Linked DNA regions of Mus musculus: region 1 is linked to region 2. The links are chromatin loops, found by intact Hi-C in ENCODE. Cell type or tissue: heart. All regions are shown on one strand. Links, peaks and the distances in the headings refer to the core of each region. The heading gives the core; the rest is flanking DNA.

Evidence for each region. Peaks named below come from ENCODE experiments on the same cell type or tissue, not always from the same donor. Only the 100,000 strongest peaks of a DNase experiment are listed, where the experiment ranks them.
Region 1: a loop joins it to region 2, with 2.0 times the contacts of the local background. A loop is called at or near these places in 4 of 42 quality-filtered maps.

The regions. Positions count from the first base shown.
Region 1 is chr4:119,172,922-119,175,828 of GRCm38, forward strand. It overlaps Zfp691 (zinc finger protein 691), which reads right to left and starts at 1,274. Exons shown (of 2, transcript NM_001145936.1): 1 at 1,217-1,274. It overlaps Ermap (erythroblast membrane-associated protein), which reads right to left. Exons shown (of 13, transcript NM_013848.3): 13 at 2,536-2,907. In heart, for the core only: no CTCF peak of the experiment used is centred there; a DNase peak (open chromatin) is centred at 1,350; H3K4me3 peaks cover 1,817 bases; H3K27ac peaks cover 1,917 bases.
Region 2 is chr4:119,107,964-119,110,870 of GRCm38, forward strand. Slc2a1 (solute carrier family 2 (facilitated glucose transporter), member 1) reads left to right here and starts at 782. Exons shown (of 10, transcript NM_011400.3): 1 at 782-1,009. The coding sequence starts at 992. Gm52706 (a long non-coding RNA gene) reads right to left here and starts at 786. Exons shown (of 2, transcript XR_003955269.1): 1 at 1-786. In heart, for the core only: a CTCF peak has its summit at 630; DNase peaks (open chromatin) are centred at 748 and 1,308; H3K4me3 peaks cover 2,500 bases; H3K27ac peaks cover 2,500 bases.

The DNA of each region.
Region 1 (2,907 bases), core at 258-2,757, 65 kb after region 2:
ACCTAGGGCTAAGCGGTCCAATGCACCATCTCAATTCATTTTTACAGCACCTCTGCCTCCCGAGTGCTGGGGTTGAAGGCATGAGCCGCTACATCTAGCTCAACTATTAATTTCTCATACTTACTTTAGAAATGATGAAACTGAAACTCTGAGAAATCAAGTCACGTGCCTAAGAGCACACAGTAGGTGGCAAAACTGAAGCCCAAGTTGATTCCTCCAAAGCTGAGGTTTTTAACCATTCCACCAGGACTGGAGGTAGAGACGGTGCTACGGCACTTAGGAAATGAGAAGGCACCTCTCTGAAGAGGGCAGGGAGGGAGCTTCACTGAAGAGGTGAAATTTAAACTATGACTTGCAAAATAGACAGATGAGCAGGACCAAGGCTGGCAGAGACGGAGAGTCCATCCCTGACTGAAAAGGCAGTGTGGAAATAACACAAAGTCACCTTGCATTACAAAGATCGGAGGGAGAAGAGACCTAGTGCATGTGGGGTTTTCTTCCTCGGAGCTCAGCAGCACAGAGTCGCCAGCAAGAGTGCGGAGGAGGGATGAGTTCTAAGAACAAGGCAAGAAGATGAGGCTTGGTGATCACAGACGATGAAGGACAAGAGCCTGGATTAGAAGGAAGAGACCAAGCTGGGGTCCGAAAGATTAAAGTTCTAGATCCGGGTTCGAGTCAAGGGTACCGGGAGTAACTTGGAAGGACCGGGGACAGAGTGTGAAAAATTAAGGAAGCACTCACCGGAGCTACATAGCGATTCAGAGACGGATCATCAAAGGAGCCAAAGAATCTGAGGTGGCCTGGGAGAGGGGACAAAGGCTGCAGCAGTGTCCAAAGAGCCTAGTTAAGTGGGGAAGGAGGATAAAGCTGGAGGAGTCAGCTGGGAAAGCTGAAGGACGAGAGTTGGGTTCAGAGATGTCCATGAGGTTGGGACTGGAGCTGGAAGAGTACAAGGGGCGACTCTAAAGACACGGTGTGTGGGAGGGGCATGGAGTGGTCCAAGGCCAACAGTAAGGCAGGGAGGGTAGTAAGACTGGGTCATCCGAGGACTGGGGACGTGATCGCAGCGGAGGGACACACGGTACCCGGCGGCCTTTGGGACTCGCAAAACAGCAACTTCCCAAACATCAGCCTTCAAGGCCTTCGCAAGAGCGAAGGGGCCAGGCTCGAAGCGCCCCGTGCCTCGCGTTCGCCTCCCCCATAACCCCCACGTCACCTCTACACAGCCGCGACCCACTTCACTCCCGCGGCTCGGTCAGGGACAGCGGCGCCTCGGTGGGCGGGGGAAGGAGCCGGAGCCGGAACCCAGAGAGGATCCGCCTTCACAGCGTTCGGATTGGATCCTGGGAACGTTCTTCCTCTCTATTGGCTATACTAACTGTCACACTGCACAAGACCTAGTAGGACGGCCAATAAACATTGGTTTAGTGCGCGGCATGCTGGGAGTTGTAGTTCGGAGGTTTGCTTCGCTGAAAACATTTGCCCAGTTCAGAACTCAGCGGTGAAGCTGTCATCACTTCTAAGGTCATCAGGTTTCTTTTCTTTTTGTCTTTTGAAGCGGTGGCCCTCGATAGAAACCTCGCAGTTCATTTAAAGTTTATAGTTTAAAATTAAAAGGACATGTACCAGGAAAGGAATTTAAAAATAAAGTAGTTCGATCTCTTTGTCCGAGAAGCTAAGTGTCCTCTCCCAAGGAATGACCTCCAGCCAGGTCGGCCAGTGGCCCAACGTAGGTTTTGGTTTTTTTTTTCTGTGTCCTATGTGATCCTGTTAACCCAAAAGTCTCGCATCAATCTGGATATAATAGACCAGTAAGTTATCCAGAGATGGTTTTTGTTTGGTTGGCTGGTTGTTGTTTTTCCCAGATTTTATTTTGAAGAACAATAAAGATTAAGAACTTGAAAGATAAAGAGGATAAAGAAAGTTGATGTGTAAGCTAACTACGAGCTTTTCCTGTTTGTGTGGTCTTTCAATGGTTGTCTTTGTAGCTGGTAAAGCTTTAGAGCTAGTGATGACCCGGTGATTAAGAACACTTACAGCTCTTTCAGGGGACCTGGATTCCCAGCGCCCACATCAGGTAGTTTATAACCACCTGTAACTCCAGATCCAAGGGATCCAATGCCCAATTCTGGACAATTTGAGAACCTGCACACAAGAACACACACTCACACACACACACACACACACACACACACAAAATCAGGAAAGAAAAAAGAGAGGGTCAAGTTTTATAATCCCACCTCTCTCCTCTATAAAATTCCTAGCACAACTATTGTAAGGATATAAGGACTGAGTGGATAGACAGACAGTCAGACAAATAGGCAGACACACAGACAAACATTTCCTGCTTCTACAAATAGCTCTATTCTCTATTGGTAAATTCTCTCAATAGGTAAGACTAGCATGAGTTAGTTAGCCAATAGGATTGGCTACTCAAGCAATTATGTTTGGAGCTGAGGATGTGTGTGACGTGTAAGTATCTATTACACACTATTAGTTTATAAATTGATAAAAATAAAACATCAAAAGTCAGACTCAGGAGTAAAACTGGGTTTATTATGAATGATGTCTAAAGTTTGCTTGAATTGTGGCTGAGCTATTCAGAAACCAACCCCGTAATGTGTTTTCTCCACAGCCTCTTTCATAATGAAGACAACATACCAAGCAATAAGTATTAAAGGGTATATTTCATAACTGTACAAAGACAAACAAAATATTCTTTTTGGGTACTGTAATGGCAAATTTTACATATCACTTTGACCCGTCACAAAGGTCCCAGACACTTGGTCAGACATCACATTTGGTGTCTCTGTGAGAGGAGCTTGGACGAGATTAGCATTTAATCAGTAGCCTGAGTAAAGCAGTCACCCTCCTTAAGTCCAGTGGGAGTCATCTGACCAGTGGGAG
Region 2 (2,907 bases), core at 170-2,669:
CACTCCAGGAGCTCACCTGTAATTCTCATAGCCCAGGGTTTGATAACAAATCTCATTTTATCCAGGAGAAACCCGCTGCTCATTGGCTGGGAGCTTGCCCAGGACCAGCTAGAGGCGGTTTATAGGTGAGCTGGTTCAATGCCAAGGTGTTCTATGTCCTTAACCATTTAGACACCCAGCCTCTCTGGTCTTCACACTTAGGTGTCACCATAAAGTCAGAAATGGAGGGAGGTGGTGGTTTTACAGCTTAGAGAAGTGGTGGGCATGGTGTCTAGGAGCAAAAGAGGAGCTTGGCCTTGGGCACAGGAACACGGAGCAAGGAGAGAGAATTCAGCTTCGGAGCCAGACCTCCCGTGGTCTCTCTAATGAACTTAATGCCACTTTACACATAACACACGCGGTTGTAAACACCATCCAAATACTAACTCGTTTAATCTTCCTAATAACCCAGGAGGTTGTACTATTATTATGACTAGTCTACCAAAGTTATCCGGCAGCCTAGTGAGGAAGCCAGAGTCCTAGCGCTGGCTTACAGCCCCGCACCAAGCGCTACCATTTTGCTAGTGGCCATTGAGACTCAGAGAGGTGTGCAAACCAGCTCAGAGCCACACAGCGAGCGCCCCCAACGGGTGCCCCGCACACCCTGGGACTGCAGGTTCTAGCATCCAGAGCCAGACTGTGGTCAGTAGCCCTCCGTCCCTCCCCACCTCCCCACAGAACCACGCCTCTCAGAGTCCCGCCCCGGACGTGCTCCCCAGGCCCCGCCCCCTTCGGGCCCACCTACACCCCAGAACCAATGGCGGCGGTCCTATAAAAAGGCAGCTCCGCGCGCTCTCCCCCAAGAGCAGAGGCTTGCTTGTAGAGTGACGATCTGAGCTACGGGGTCTTAAGTGCGTCAGGGCGTGGAGGTCTGGCGGGAGACGCATAGTTACAGCGCGTCCGTTCTCCGTCTCGCAGCCGGCACAGCTAGAGCTTCGAGCGCAGCGCGGCCATGGATCCCAGCAGCAAGGTGAGTAACGGGGCTGGGAGTCCCGGGTAGGGATGTGCTGCCGAGCGCGGGCCGGGGCGCCTGTCCGAGTCCCCGCTTCCTCACGCAGCCGCCGCGCGCTTCACGCGGTCGGGGCGGGGGCCGCGGATCAGGGGCCCAGGCGCCGCACGTCGCGCACGACCTCGGCGGCTCCTCCCGCGCGGGGGAGGGGGCCGGAGCGCGGCGCCCATTGGCTAAAAGAGCCGAGCCCCCGGCCGGGCCCCGGCTAGGAGCGGAGGAGGCGGGACCCGCCCGGAGCCCGCGCCGCGCCCGGAACCCGGGCCATGGGGGTGGCCAGGAGGAGAAGGCACTTCCTCCAGGCCAGGGTCGGGGGCTGACGAGCTCTGAGGACCTCACGATGCGCAGTCCTCCAGGGATGTGGGGCCTTTCCCCGGGGCAAGCTACTGACTGGATAAGATCTCTCTTCACCTGTGATCAGGCTTGCCCTGTATGGGCCGGATTTACGGAACCCCTCCTGGATGTGCGACATTGTTTCTTTCTTGTCCCGCCTTTGCTTTGTGTAGAGTTAGTTCTAGTCCCTTTTAAATTAAAATAAAATTGGATTTTCCCGTCTTAGTATGTAGGAAGGCTCAAGGATGCGCACTTTCACGCCCCCCCCCCTTTACCTGTTTAAAGTTAAGAACAGTGCGAGCATGTGTTAAATCCCTGGCTGCCTTTACTGGGCAGTGGGGGTGTTTTGGTGGAACTCAGGAAAGGAAGCTCCAGTTGACTCCGGATGGTCGTACTGACAGTCTCTGCAGGGCCACAGTGATAGAGATAGAATGTAACTAAGTATAAAGACAAAAAAACAAAACAAAACAAAAACCAACTGAGGCCCGGGAGTCTCTCAGATGCCACTTAAACTCCGAACTTTGGTTTTTCCGCGTAAAACTTTTCTCTCAGACCTAGGTTAATCTCCGTCTTTCAAATTCCTTGGATTTTGCTTTTGTTTCGGAGACATCATCCCCTAGCCCTGTCTGCCCTAGAGTTCATATGTAGACCAGGCTGGCCTCAGACTCACAGAGATCCGCCTGTCTCTGCTTCGCGAAGGCTGTAAGCCCGGGTACCACCACACTCCGCTTGATATTTATTTTTTGAGCTGATAAGATGAATATTCTGAGTAGAGAAGAGGGTAAAAAAAAATCAATGCTCGTTGATCACCTGGCTCATGGCTAAACTGCTTTTTACATGTCGTCCTGTGCTTCCTTACCAGGAACACTAAAGGGAAGTAAGTTTCCTAAAGTCACACAGTTCCTAAGGTCTGGGCTGGTTTCACTAGTGTTTTCTAAATTGTGAGCAGCAGGAAGAGTAAATGCCACCGCAGGCAGGTGGATGGGCGCGCTTACTCTGCTGAGCTTCCCAGACTTTCCCTACTGGCTCCATCTATAGATCAGTCCCTCCTTCCCCATGGTTTATATCTATAGCGATGAATTCATGCACTTGCACTGTTATTTACAACAATAGAATCCCCGCCCCCCCCCTCCCCCCCAGACAGGGTTTCTCTTTGTAGCCCTGGCTGTCCTGGGACTGGCTCTGTAGACCAGACTGGCCTCAAACTCAGACCCGCCTGCCTCTGCCTCCTGAATGCTGGGATTGAAGGCATGGTGCCACTATACCTAGTTTAGGCACATTTTAGTTATCTTGTGTACATTCTTGGGAAAAGCCCTTCCCTTTCTTTGGAGGTGGCTGATTTCCCAATCAAGGCCACAGCCTTTTGTGTTGTATATTAAAACGGAGTTCTGGAGAGTTGTTTAGAGGTCTGGCGAGCCTCTGGTGTACTCTGTAGTAATGAGCTTAGTAATGAAAATAGGGAGGGGCAGGTGGAAGCTCCTGGCTAGCCGGGGCTCACCTCCTCCTGGCCGTCCTGTCTAGGCTCAACC